2 separate regions of the Homo sapiens genome follow, and region 2 is linked to region 1. The links are chromatin contacts, found by Hi-C or POLR2A ChIA-PET in ENCODE. All regions are on one chromosome and are shown on one strand. Each heading gives the region's core, a stretch centred on a gene start or an enhancer-like site at or near the end of the contact. The rest is flanking DNA. Distances are from core to core; before and after follow the strand shown.

Region 1 (7,065 bases), core at 2,123-4,622:
CTCTCCCACTTCTTTTGGGTCTGCCCCTTCTTGTCTCACCACCTCTCACTTCAGCCCTGTGGTGTGCATGGGAGCTGCCATTTTCTTCCTGACCCTGCCAAGACGGTCAGAGGGGATTGGTCCAGGACTGGGTGCCTGATCAAAGCTGAGCCAATCACATTCTTCTCTGGGATTGTTGACCTTGGGCCCAGAGAGATTGAGTCAGTCTTTCTAGCAGTAAAATGTGGGAATATCAACAGCCCCTCTCTTGCACATCCCTGGGCCCCACTTCCCACCACTCTCTCCTCTTAACTGCCCTGGCACACTGGTCTCCTGGCTGTTTCTTGAACACCAAGCGTGTGCTGGCCTCATGGCTTCTGCCCTGGCTGTTTCCTGGCAAGCTCTCCCTCCAGATATTTGCATGTTCATGCCCTCATCTCCTTCAGGTCTTTGTTCAAATATCTTCTCCTAAGACCCTCCCTGAGCACTGCATATGAAATTATAGCCCCCACTCCAATGTCCTGGCCTTCCCTACCCCTGGTCACCCTCTGATACATGCTATCTTTGCTTATTGCCCATATCCCCACAGGAAGAAAGGGCTTTGTGCACTGCGATATCCCTGGTCTCTGGAACAACAATCCTGGCACACAGTAGGGTCAAATATGTGAACGACTTAGGAGCAGAGCTCCAGGGAGAGGAACTAGGCTGACACTCAGTAAGCACGAATGCAGGACACATACAACATTCAGCCCTGGTTTGCATCCTTGGGCCCAGTTATTCCAGGAGCCCATCTGTGCCTCGCTCCCTGTTTGATTTTTCCTTTGATCCTGTAGGGTATCCCAGTATTGCTACAGTACACTTCTCCTTCTGCCTAGATTATTATTATTTTTTTTGTAGAGACAGGGTCTTGCTATATTGCCCAGGCTGGTCTCGAACTCCTGAGCTCAAGCAATCCTCCCGCCTTGGCTTCCCAAAGTGGTGGGATTACAGGCATGAGCCACCATGTCTGGCCCTGCCTAAGATAATATAGAATGGATTTTCTTTCTTGCCACCCGAAGCCCTAATGTAGGCTTTCCTATCGTTGCTCACTGGACAAAACTGCAGAGAAGATGGGGATGGGTTCCTGCTAGCAAAGATCAAGAAAGCAGTGAAGGTGGGATTGGCTGAAGGTTTCCAAAGGAGGGAGCTGGGTTTGGAAGGATGGAGGAAACCTGGCTTAGCAGAGAAGGTTGGGAAGAACATTTGTGCTGGGAAACAGTGTTAGCTGAAGTAGAGGCAGCTGGGGAGGCTAAGGAAGGAACTAGGACCCCAGTCTGGAGTGAAGGGCTCATGCAGGGACAGCAGAGGGCTGTGGTTGGAAGAGTGGAATGACAGCCTCAATCAGCAGCACTGATGCCCTGGAACCTCCACAGGACAGGGAGTATAGACATGGTGGTATGAAGGCAGAGCGAGGAGCCTGTAGCAGGCGCTGGCCTCGATGCACATCCGGGCACTGCGGTAAGTGTGTCTAAGGATTCTGATGAGCATGTTGATGGTGGGGAGGAGGACGAGTACACTGGAGCAAAAAGAACAAGGGCCCTGGGTCAGGCACACCCAAGCATGAATTTAGGCTTTGTCACTTACTCTCTATGGCACTATGGATAAGTACTTTAGCCCCCTTGAGCCTCAGTTTTCTCATCTCTAGACTGGGCACAATGATGACCAGCCTTGCAGGGTTGAGGGGAAGATCAGAAGTCATCTTGCAAAGCGTCTTGGCTGGTGCCTAGCATGGGGATGTGTGGTGAAGGTCAACATGAGTGATGCCACCTTCTCCAGAGAGCCCTCTGGATTTATGCCAGAGCTGGGGATGGCTGGATTGCCCCTTGCCGTGCAGTTCTTTCTCTCTCCATTCCCTGAGAAACCTTAGGAGCTGGCAGGTGGAGGGATGTAACAGGGTGCTTCAATTGTCCAGATCTGGAAGGGCTCAGGATGGTGAAGAGAGCCACGTTGCCCAGAGCATGCCCTTGCATGCCTATCCATGGTGAGATTTCCTTGATGCCTCCCTGCTCCAGCAGCCTGCACCACCCTGGAAGCTTTGTCTTCTGTCATCTCAGGAGGAATGGGGGCCACAGATGAAGTGTTCAGTTGGTTTCAGGAGAGGAAGTTAAGGAAAATGAAGGCAGTGAATGCTGTGATGGAAGGTGCAGGAATCCCAATGGGGACTCTGGGCATTGAAAACACCTTTGGGCCGGATGCTTTGCCTACCCTGGATGCCTACTGCCTGCCCCTGCCCACCCAGCACAGGGGAAACACCAAGTCCCCCACCACTCACTTGCTGGGTGCCCCTGGGCAGGTCACACCTCTCTGGGCCTCAGTTTGGTCATCTGAGAGAAGACGGGGGCTCTTTTCTCTCAGAAGAGGAGTTAGATGACCCCTGAGGACCTCTCCAGCTTTAACAGTCCATAGGAAATCTCTTGTCCATCTTGGGGTTGGCAGACAGTGCCTCTTTTTATGGGCAAGGGCAGGAGGGAACAGCTAAAAACCAGAAACTGGGGCTCCAAAAAAGGGAATGGGTCTGAGGCTCAGGTCTTGGACAGGGCCATGACTCCTGTCTTGAGTTGCATTTCTGGGAGCTTGGAGGTCCCTGGTGGGGAAGCTGCCAAAGACTTGGGCTCCTAAGCAGGCAGCTGGTTGTCAGGGAAGCTCTGGCTTCTGGGGAGAAAGAAGGCTGGGGGAGGGAAGTGTGTGTGTGTGTGTGTGTGTGTGTGTGTTTTGGAAAGAGCCTCCAGTGGAGGTCTCCCGTGGCCCACCCGCACTGTGGGGAGCATGGCCTTGGAGGTCCGTCAGTCCTATGCTTTCTGCCCTGGGATCCCCCTGACCTTTGAAGATGCCCCTCACCCCTCGCTTCTGTAGCCAGACACCTTCAAAGGGAAGGTGCTTTTCTACAAGCTGAGGGAAAAGCCTGGAAGGAATGGGGCCCAGGGACGCTGCAGGAGGGGCCTCAGGGGCTGCCAGGGACCAGCACTCTCCCTGCTCCCCTCCTGCCATGGCTTGTAGCCCCTCTCCAGGGTAACCTGGTGGCTGGCAGGCACTGAATAGCGAACCTCTGGCTGCCGCCGACCATACCATTCAAACTTCCGACAGGGGAAGGTGAGCGCCATGGGGCCGCAGAGGCAGTAAAACCCTCCCCCTGCGTCTCCCCAGAGTCTTCCACCCCTGAGAGGGCTCCAAGGAGACAGGCTGGAGAGAGGCGGTGGGAAGGCCAGGGGGCATCCCAGAGTCTCTGGACAGCTCCCCTCTCCCTCTTCCCAACCCAGTTGCCATCCCTACTCCCTTAGCTATCCCCTCCCCCAAGGCAGGGCCCAAACTCTTCTAGACAAAGCCAGGTCCAGCTGGGGAGTGACGGGGAGGCCACTCTGCTGGCCAGGCTGACCGAGGGCTGCAGGGCACAGCAGAGCCTGGCAGGGCTGGGGTCACAGGCACTGCCCAGGGCTCCTTGGGCCTCCCTTCCACAGCTGAGAAGACCTCTCCACGGAGCTCCGGACGGCTGGGGTCTGGCTCTGAGGTCAGTGCTTGGGGGACTGCAGGAGAAGGCTTGGAGAGGGAAGTGTGGTGGAGACCCTTGCTGGGGACTCCTGGGAGAATGTGAGGGTATGCTCAGACCTAGGCAGTCCTCTGGTTCTGTAGAGAGGGGAAACAAGGCCCAGTAAGGGGTAGGGACTAGCCCGAGGCCACACAGCAGTCTTCTCTGCCCACAGCAGGTCCTGCTCTGTGGAACTCCAAGGGAAGAGGAGGGTCCTAGACTGAGCTTGCAGAGATATGTCCAGAGCAGGGCCCGCTGGTGCACCCTGGCCCCAGTGGGAAGGGAGTGGCTTCAACTGCCCTCCAGATGATTCCTGGCCTTGGTCCGGGCAAGGCATCCTCTCCCAGTACTAGCTGGCCTTTGCTGGTTGGTCAGTAGCCGGGTGTCAAGGGGCCTGGCAGCTGGACTTGCCTCGTGCTCCAGGAAGGGTGTTGTGTTGTTTTCAAGCACTTAGGAATCTCTCGTTGCCACAGGAACTACTCAGATGCTAATTACAACTCCACTTATTTTTTTTTTATTTTTTATTTTTTTGAGACAGAGTGTTGCTCTGTCGCTCAGGCTGTAGCGCAGTGGCATGATTCTAGCTCGCTGTAGCCTCAAACTTTTGGGCTCAAATGATCCTTCTGCCTCAGCCTCCTGAGTAGCTGGGGCCACAGGCACATACTACCACACCTGGCTAATTAAAAAACCTTTTTTTTTTTTCTTTCAGAAATGAAGACTCACTATGTTGCCCAGGCTGTTCTCAAACTCCTGGGCTCAAGTGATCCTCCTGCCTTGGCCTCCCAAAGTGCTGGGATTACAGGTGAGAGCCAACACGCCTGGCCTCACTTATTTTTTAAATTAAAGCAGGTCCCAAGGCCTGAAGCCTGGATCCTATTTGCTAGCCCAGTAGGGTCTCCAGATTCCTTTGAAGGCCTTGAAATAACATTAGAACTAGTAGGATTGAGGCATCTCCCATTTCAGACTGCCCTTTTCTTACTCCTGGCCAAGCATTGTCCAGGGTAGGAGAGAGGGATGGCTGATTTTCTCCCCACGGGAATGAGCGGTGGGCACACCCCATCCCTCCTCCCTGCTCAGACTCAAGGAAAGGCCAACCCATGCACAGCTGCCCAGCCAGAGTGCTCTCTAGGCCTGATGCCGCAAAGGCGGAGGCCCTGGGCAGCTAGACGGGCATCACACTTTCCAGCCAGGCACTGGGAGGGGTCGTTTTCTGCCTGGAAGTGCTGGGAGGGGTGGTGGTGGGGAATGGGTGGGAGGTGGGGTGCTCTGCATGCCCTCAGTTGGCTGGGCGCAGGGAGCCAGGAGTGAGGTCCTGCGGCTGCTGGTGAGTGCCTGGGGTAGGGACAGGAGTCCCTCGGGTGGGGAACTAGGTGGCCCACTCCCCTCCCCACTACCTGTGGCAGGGTTTCTCTGAGCGTGACCTGACATCTTTCCTCCTCCTGAGCTTCCGTGCTAGAAACTCAACTGTTATCTAAGCTGCAAGCTGGGAAGGAGGAAAATCTGCTATCCCCCACCCTCATGAAAAGGAAAGACCCCAAGGTTAAAGGGAAATCATGACTTTTTATCAGACCCCCTGGGATTGCTTGTCCACGTCAGTAGAATTTAAATATCACACATGCTGACCTGCAAGCTGGACGTCCTCTGCTTATGTGTTTGGTTTGGCCTGTGTAGTGTTTCAAATATTTGAAAATTCATTTCACATTATTTTGAAATCAAGTTTATTTGGCTTTTGCTGTGTTCTCCCCCACCCCACCTCTCTTCTTTCTTGCCTTCAACAAATTTGAATTAGCTGCCAACATTTAAACGTCTAGAATGTTTGCCTTTAAAAAAATCCAGATTTCTGGCTTCTCTTGGGAAACTGACAGAGCTGACCACACTGGGCCTGCACTCCGGCACTGACAGCACCATTCTGGGCTGAGGCCCCTCCACTTCCTTGAGAGGGCCCAGCCAGTGCTCTCCAGGTGGCCCTGCTCATCTGTACCCTCTGGTCATGTGTTATCTGCTGGCCAGGATCTGTGAGCATTTTTATTACAACCCCAGACATATTGAGCCAAAAGCTCAGCCTGGTTTTCCATCGACAAGGACCGTCTGCTGCACTGCGTCTAATGGGATGATCTTCAGTGGGAAAGGAAATGCCCTGTCAGGTGTATGATGTCCCTGGGGGGTTTCCAGCCCCCTTGTCAACTCCTTGTGGGTTTATTTCCCACCTGTTCCCAGAGCAGCTCACTGAGCTCCGAAAGGGCTGGGGGCCAGAGGGGTGGCAAGGCCATGGGGCCAGGAGTCAGGAGACCTGCTTCTGACCTTCACTTGGCCATTGGCTCACAATGTGGCCTTGGCCTTCCCACCACCAAGCTGCCCCACCCCACCCTACTGTGACCCACAATGCAGCCAGCCAAGCCTTCCCAAGGAGTGAGCTCTGGCTTGTCACTCCCCACCTCTAAAACCTTCACTGGCTCCCTAATGCCAAATCCCCTCTTCGGACCTCAGTTTCCCACCTGTCGTGGGAGCAAGTTGGACTGCATGGGGAAGCAGTCACAGGAATCCCCACGGGGCCAGGCAGGTGAAATAAGGTGTGTGGTGGGCCTGTGGGGGAGGGTGGGGAGCTGGAGGTCAGTGCCCTGTCTACAGGGGGCAGCGGCTGCTCAGCCCCAGACACAGGGATGAGGCAGGAACATGGGCCAATGCCAGTGGTGAAATTCTGACATTTCAAGAGAATTCAGGCACCCATATATTTTTGTGAAATCTGTTATTATTTTGAAAATATTCATAATTACATTGATAAAAACATGGCAAGGACCCAACTAAACACACCCGTGGGCCCCCAGTTTGCAGCTTTGGTATTAGATTACTGCTAGGGACCCTGGCAGCTGCGGCCTCTTACCATCCATAACTCGTTCCTGGCCACAGAGCAAGTTATTGACAGAGTTGGTCTTAAGTTTCCAGGCCTAAGACCCTGTGATGATTCATGAGGATTGATTTGAAAATGCGGACAGGCCACCGCCCTCTTGTCTGCATGGCAGATGGGCACAGGGTGGAACAGGAAGAGGGCCTGAGCTTGGGCCCAGCTCCATCACTGCTCAGCTGTGTGTACACTTAGACTTGTGATGTCTCTGGACCTTGCTGTCTTAACCTGTGATGTGGCCATGATGCTGTCCAGTTTAACAGTGCCTTGCCCCCATCCACATTCCCTAGGTAAGTCTTCCCTATACCCGCTGCCCTGGGTCCAGCTGATCTGCCTTTGAGCTTCTGTCTTGTTGCTGTTGCAGGAGCCATGAGCACAGAGGGCCCCAGCCTCGCCAGCTCCCCAGCCATCAGCCCCCTCGCCTTTCTCTCAGCTCCCGTCACTCCCGGGACCCTTGCAGAGGCAACTGACCCCCTCCCCATGCTCATCGCCCTGGCCTGCATCTTCCTCCTGCTGGCCACCTGTCTGCTGTTCATGACGCTCTGCAAGCCGGCCGCGCTGGACCCGAGCCGCCGCAGGGCTCACGAGTGCATGCCCCACCACCCTGGGAGCCCCAGTGAGC
Region 2 (7,065 bases), core at 3,068-5,567, 560 kb before region 1:
TTTTGAGGAACTGCCAAACTGTCTTTTTTTTTTTTTTTTTTTTTGAGATGGAGTCTCGCTTTGTCACCCAGGCTGGAGTACAATGGCAAGATCCCAGCTAACTGCAATCTCCACCTCCCTACAACTTCCACCTACCGGGTTCAAGAAATTATCTTGCCTCAGCTTCCTGAGTAGCTGGGATTACAGGTGCCTGCCTCCACACCGGGCTAATTTTTGTATTTGTATTAGAGACGGGGTTTCACCATGCTGGCCAGGCTGGTCTCCAACTCCCAACCTCAGGCAATCCACCTGCCTCAGCCTCCCAAAGTGCTGGGATTATAGGCGTGAGCCAGTGTGCCTGGTCGCCAAACTGTTTTTCAAAGTGGCTGCATCTGGCCGGTGCAGTGGCTCACGACTGTAATCACAGCACTTTGGGAGGCCAAGGTGGGCAGATCATCTGAGGTCGGGAGTTTGAGAACAACCTGGCCAACATGGTGAAACCCCATCTCTACTAAAAATACGAAAATTAGCCGGGCATAGTGGCTCACACCTGTAATCCCAGCCACTCAGGAGGCTGAGGCAGGAAAATCGCTTGAACCCAGGAGGCGGAGGTTGCAGTGAGCCGAGAACATGCCACTGCACTCCAGCCTGGAGACAGAGCAAGACTCCATCTAAAGTAATAATAATAATAATAATTGCCTAATCTGAGATCATGAAGATTTACTCCTATATGTCTTCTAAGAGTTTTATAGTTTAGCTCTTCCATTTAGACTTATGATTCACTTTCCACTTTGAGTTAATTTTTGTGCATATATATGTATTTTTTTAATTTTTATATTTTAGAGACTGGGTCTCCCCACATTGCCCAGACTGGCCTTGAACTTCTGGGCTCAAGCAATCCTCCTGCATCAGCCTCCCAAGTAGCTAGGCCTATAGGCACATACCACATACCCAGCTATGTATATATACTTAAAAAAAATCAGGTTTATTGATGTATAATTCACGTTAAAAAAATTTATTTTTGGCTGGGCGTGGTGGCTCACGCCTGTAATCCCTGCACTTTGGGAGGCTGAATCGGGCGGATCACAAGGTCATGAGTTCGAGACCATCCTGACCAACATGGAGAAACCCCGTCTCTACTAAAAATACAAAAACTAGCCAAGCATGGTGGCACACACCTATAATCCCAGCTACTCAGGAGGCTGAGGCAGAAGAACTGCTTGAAGCCGGGAGGTGGAGGTTGCAGTGAGCCGAGATTGCACCACTGCACCCCAGCCAGGGCGACAGAATGAGACTCTGTCTCAAAAAAAAAAAAAAAAAAAGAAATCTCAAAAATTAGCCGGGTGTGGCAGCATGTGCCTGTAATCCCAGCTACTCCGGAGGCTGAGGCAGGAGAATGGCTTGAACTCAGGAGGCAAGGTTGCAGTAAGCCAAGATCGCGCCACTGTACTCCAGCCTAGGCAACAGGGCTAGACTCTGTCTCAAAAAAAAAAAAAAAAATGTTTTTCCTGGGAAATTAGGGATAGGGAGATTTGAGTGTATGCCCATTTTCTCTTCTCCTTATGCCCCACGTTTTACTTATTAAAAGCGTGTGTGATTATGTAGGTGTGTGTGATTATGTATGTACATGTGTGTATGTGTGTGAGAGAACTTTTTTTTTTTTGAGATGGAGTTTCACTCTTGTTATCTGGGCTGGAGTGCAATGGCGCCACCTCGGCTCTCTGCAACCTCCGCCTCCTGGGTTCAAGCGATTCTCGTGCCTCAGCCTCCTGAATAGCTGGGATTACAGGCGCCCACCACCACACCAGCTAATTTTTTATATTTTTAGTAGAGACAGGGTTTCACTATGTTGGCCAGGCTGGTCTCGAACTCCTGACCTCAGACAATCCGCCTGCCTCAGCCTCCCAAAGTGCTGGGATTACAGGTGTGAGCCACTGCGCCTGGCTGAAAGAACATTTTTATATCAGCTTCTTAAGGGTTCCTACTTACTTTGACTTTCTCTTGCAGCCCACATGGACCTGTTAGTTATATAGTATATAGGGTGAATGAATAAATGAGTGACCGAGTGAATGCAGCCCACCAACCTCTACATTCAGAGCCGCCAGCTCCACATAGCCACAGGCTGCATCTGCTGCCCCAGAAGTTTCCATGAAGCTGCCCATGGCTGGGATCAAGATGGAAGCTTCTCAGCTGGGCCCCTGCATGGACACGTCTAGGTTTAATGGTTTTCTCTCTAATTTGTGAGTCCTTCTTAAAAAGCCCTTCCATTTCAGGATAATTACGGAGTCCTGTAATGGTCTATTAATTGGGCCTGGTTTTTGTGCCCACATTTCCTCAGCTTCCTCTGGGGTGCCCCAGCAGTACTTGGTTTCCTCCAGCAGCCAAAGTAGGATGTGGCTGACCCAGGCTGCACCTGAGCTGGGAAACTGGGAGGGCTTGTGGGGATTGAGCGGAAGGCCCTGGAGGTAGAAGACCACACACTGCTCATCTTAGTCCTGCAGATCCCTCACTGAGCTCCTCTGCCCCTTGGCATTTCCTCCTGATCCATGAGGTGGAATTAAAGGAATTTTTTTTTTTTAAACAGAGTCTCAATCTGTTGCCCAGTGGCGCAATCTTGGCTCACTGCCACCTCCGCCTCCTGGGTTCAAATGATTCTCCTCCCTCAGCCTCCCGAGTACCTGGGACTACAGGCACACACCATCACGCTTGGCAAATTTGTCTATTTTTAGTAGAGACGGGGTTTCACCACGTTGGCCAGGCTGGTCTCGAACTCCTGACCTCAGGTGATCCACCTATCTCAGCCTCCCAAAGTGCTGGGATTACAGGTGTGAGCCACCACGCCCAGCCTAAAGGAACCTTATATGTAATGCTTAATATGTACCAGAATTAGAATAATGCAACTTAGAAGTATAGCTGTCTGAACATATTTCCCCCAAGTGGAGGGTTTGTTTTTCTTTCATGCTTTTTTTTTTGACACCGAGTCTTGCTCTGTCTCCCAGGCTGGAGTGCGGTGGCGCGATCTCAGCTTACTGTAACCTCTGCCTCTGGGTTGAAGCAATTCTCCTGCCTCAGCCTCTCAAATAGCTGGGTCCACATGCATGTGCCATCACACCCAGCCAATTTTTGTATTTTTAGTAGAGACAGGGTTTCACCATGTTGGCCAGGCTGGTCTCGAATTCCTGACCTCAAGTGATCCACTTGCCTTGGCCTCCTAAAGTGCTGGGATTACAGGCGTGAAGCCACCGTACCCAGCCTTTTTGTTTGTTTGGTTTTTGTTTTTGTTTTTGTTTTTGGTCTTTTTGAGATGGAGTCTTGTTCTGTCACCCAGGCTGGAGTGAGAGCTGGGCTCACTGCAACCTCCGCCTCCCGGGTTCACACGATTCTCCTGCCTCAGCCTCCCAAAGTGCTAGGATTACAGGTGCCCACCCACATGCCCAGCCTTATTTTTCTTTTGAATTTGTTAAGGTCATATGTTGACATGGCTGTTAAATATTTATTTATTTATTTATTTATTTATAGAGTTCTCACTGTGTTGCTCAGGCTGGTCTTGAATTCTTGGGCTCAAGTGATCCTCCCACCTTGGCCTTCCAAAGTGCTGAGATTACAGGCATGAACCACCGGCACCCAGCCAACATGGCTGTTAAGATGGTAACTTTGAAAAGCTGTTAGAGGAACATAAGACCAGAGGGAACAGGAGTCAAAGGGTGGTCCCTATTAAAGGCACTTGCTGTGAAACCAGCCCTGCCATGCTTAGGCTGCCATCTCTATCCAGTCATGGGCGTCCTCTGCCCATAGGGGGCCTTAGTAATGTTGTTATATATATCATTTCCTCACTATCATTCCCACTTTACGGATGAGGAAACTGAAGCTTAGGAAGGTAAAGTTACTGGCCCCAGGTCATTGGCTAGGAAATGGCTGAGCTGGGATCTGAATCCAGATTTCACTAATGCAGGTGGCTTTAGCCACTAATGACACTACCTCCCTTCCAGGACCTTAGCCTTTAATATTCCTCTAAACTAGGTGGTAGGCTAATGAAAAAAACAAAAAACAAACAAACAAAAAAACAACAACAACTCTTTCTAACCCTGCCCTCCTCTCCTCGTAGCCTGAGAGTCTGAGGCTAGTGAGGGAATCTTATGTTCTCTGAGCTTAGAGAGAGGGCATGACCCAAGGCTCGGACAGCCAATGCTTAGTTAACCACTATGTGCCAGGCCTCAGGAGAACCTAGGGGTGTTCTATAGAGCTAGGGGGATATAAAACAAGTGCATACAATGAGATCATTGTATGCCATGTTTTCACACTGCAATTGTGAAAGATGGGGGGAGGGAAAGCAGAAAAGAGCCATAAAAAGGCTGGAACTTGCTCTAGGCCTTAAAGGAAGGACAGGGCTTGCCAGCAAAACTCAGGAAGATATCCTTGGTGGAAGGCACTAGAATGAGCGGAGTCTGCGGCTAGAGAAAAGGGCAGTCCAGATTGACTTGCCCCCAGTTAAGGGGAATGGTGGGAGGTAAGCCTCAGTAGGGAGTATAGGGCCCAACACCAAATGTCCTAAAAGACCAGCAGTGGAATCTGGCAATAGGGAACCATTGCAGGTTCTAGAGCATTGACCCGATGAGGTGGGAAATAGGAATAAGAGAGGGAATCCTGTAGGAAGGGAGGTAATCAGTACATATTTTCCAGGCCAAATAGGGCAATCTTTTTCCTTTCCTTTCCTTTTTCCTTTCCCCTTTCCTTTCCTTTCTTTTTTTTCTTTCCTTCCTTTCTTTATCAGATAGGGTCTCACTAAATAGGACAATTTCTGAAAGCATTTACCAAAGTTGATTTTATGTGTAGGTCTTTATAAGCTTTCTTAGCTTTCCTGCTTAGCAACAAAGAAGCCTGCCCCATTTTTTCTTAGCAAGTCCGGTACCTGGGGCAAAGCTCCCTGCCATGTCTTAGCAGACCTCAGGACCCAGAACTGTCTTGGGCCTCAGCAACCCTCTTCCCTTTACTGTGAGACTCAAGCTCAGGGCTCCCACTTGCGGACCCTTCTGTCCTGCTGCAGGAGGATTTTCAGGCCCTGTGAGAATGAGGGAAGCCAGTTTGGCTCTGGGAGAGGGCATCTCAGCTGAGCTAGCTTGGGAACCCAAGCTTTGATTTGGCCTCAGTCTGACTATCTAAGAAAAGGTACGGTGCTGGGCTCAGCTGCCTCCTTGGCTTGGAGAAGGGCTAATGCTGACCAATCCATCCAGCTCAGGCCCCCAAATACCAACAAGACTCTGTACTCTGAAGACAATTGTTTCCTTGCTTCTCTTTTGAGACTGGGGAGGCAGGGTCGTGAGCATTGGCACAGATCTCAGTTCCCGGGAAAGTGCCCTTCAGACTCAGCCCAGGTGTCAAGCTTGCTTTACTCCCAGCCCTGAATCTCAATAGGCTGGGAGTGGACAAAGTCAGCCCTTATCCAAGAAGATGACCATTCCAGGGCTTGGGCCTCCATTTACTAATCTGTAAAACATTAAAAACCCCTGCCGCCACCCACCCCTCACAGGGTGGCTATTAGGAGGATGTGCTAAGAAAATGGGTGTGAGGGCTTTCCTCACACTGGTCTGGGCACCTTCTTCACTGTTCTCACTATCCATTTCCAAATGCACTTCTAATCCAAGTTTATCCATTTTGGGGAACAAATCACTCAGTTCTACCAAAGAGAGATGGGTCTTCCAAGTCATCGTAAAGTTTAGGACCCTCTATTGGAATCCCTGATGTAAATGCAGATTCCTGGGGCCCTGGCCCGGATGCACTGAGAATCTCCAGGAGGGCCCATGTGATCTGATTACACACGCTCAAGTGCAAGAGCCACTGTTTTAGTCTTGAGCAAACAAGGCCTGTCTGGGACCAGGAAGAGAAACAAGGGAGATAAAAACTCTCCAAATGCCAGTTGGTGTGGGTGGATGTAATTCCAGGGAAGAAGGGGGAAAGGCCCTGGGCTTCATCTGGCCCAACTCCAATTTGCCAATTTTTCTGACAAGGAACTTAGGGCCCAGAATGCACAATGCATCTTTTGTTTTTAGAGACAGGGTCTTGCTGTCACCCAGGCTGCAGCCTTGAACTCCTGGACTCAAGCAATCCTCTGGCTTCAGCATCCCAAGTGGCTGGGACAACAGGTCACAGAGGACGTCTGGGTGACCCAAGGTATCGTTAAGGTAGGCCTGCTATTTCCTTGCTCTCTAAGCCCTTAGCACTCCTTCCCTCACCTGTGTGTGTGCAAGGAGTTCTGCACCTGCCTGGTCCAGACTTCCTTCCAGTGGCAGCTCATGCCCCTCTTGGTTCCTTGTCCAGTGAGAGGCATGAGCTAAGTAGCATTTTTCAAACTCCCCCTCTTAGTCTTTTTAAATCCAGAGATAAGATTTGTAATTTTCATGATGGTAGAACAACTGATTTTTTTCTCCCAGAAAGAAAAAAGGTATTTTCTAGTTCTTTCACTGTTTATTAAAGACCTTGGGCTCAGTGGGCCCTCCTGTCTGGGCCTTCTAACCGGGGCAGCCAGGTGAGCTCTCCCTCTGGAGACTCTGGCTCGGTGGGAGGTCTGACTCACCCCCTACCTTCAGGGGTTTCCAGTGTGTTCTCCTAGTAGCTTCAGCCAGCACAGGGCCAAGGGTTCTTGGCACAGATGGCACACGGTACACATACCTCTGTCACCAGGCTGGCAGGCAGTCCCGGAAAGGGATGGAGGAACACACAGGTGGACCCCAGGGCCTGATGAGACCTGCCTTTCACTAGCACCCATCTCCCTCCTTTTCACTTCATGGTACTGATGAGAGACTCAACCAACTGTTTTAACAAACATGTTTATTAGAAAAGTAAAAAATATTGCATAGGTCTTAATACTTGAACATCAAGTGTATTCATGAACAGTGAGTATCTTATCTTCATGTAAACAGTTCTAGATGGAAGACCCAGATGGCACTCCTCCCGGGGAGGGGTTCCAGCCCCCACCCTCTCAGCCCCTCCCCTGCCAGCTCAACTCTGCAGTACACGATGGGGGAAGGCTTAAACGCAGCTGCCAGGTGTAATTTTTCAAGTGTCAAAGATCCCAAGTGATCCCTGACA

The links. Hi-C counts contacts between places; a loop is a spot of excess contacts on that map. ChIA-PET counts read pairs that join two places held with the same protein, here RNA polymerase II (POLR2A). Pooled maps may share reads with other maps.
Region 2: POLR2A ChIA-PET joins it to region 1 with 11 read pairs in H1. The contact joins the enhancer-like site here to the promoter of C10orf105 in region 1. A Hi-C loop is called at or near these places in 6 of 50 pooled maps. POLR2A ChIA-PET finds 5 or more read pairs at or near these places in 2 of 52 experiments (H1 and activated naive CD8-positive, alpha-beta T cell).

What each region holds. Positions count from the first base shown.
Region 1 is chr10:71,716,085-71,723,149 of GRCh38, reverse strand. It overlaps C10orf105 (chromosome 10 open reading frame 105), which reads left to right and starts at 3,372. Exons shown (of 2, transcript NM_001164375.3): 1 at 3,372-3,523; 2 at 6,808-7,065. The coding sequence starts at 6,813. The region is part of intron 28 of CDH23 (cadherin related 23); the gene reads right to left. RefSeq lists an enhancer at 3,235-3,983 and a silencer at 5,900-6,097.
Region 2 is chr10:72,275,759-72,282,823 of GRCh38, reverse strand. DDIT4 (DNA damage inducible transcript 4) reads right to left here. Exons shown (of 3, transcript NM_019058.4): 3 at 6,788-7,065. Among named protein-coding and RNA genes, the nearest start is that of DDIT4, 5.4 kb to the right of the region's middle. RefSeq lists an enhancer at 6,734-7,065. Within about 2 kb of position 4,317, at least 12 of the 41 ENCODE cell types and tissues checked have a DNase peak (open chromatin) inside an H3K27ac peak, as active enhancers do.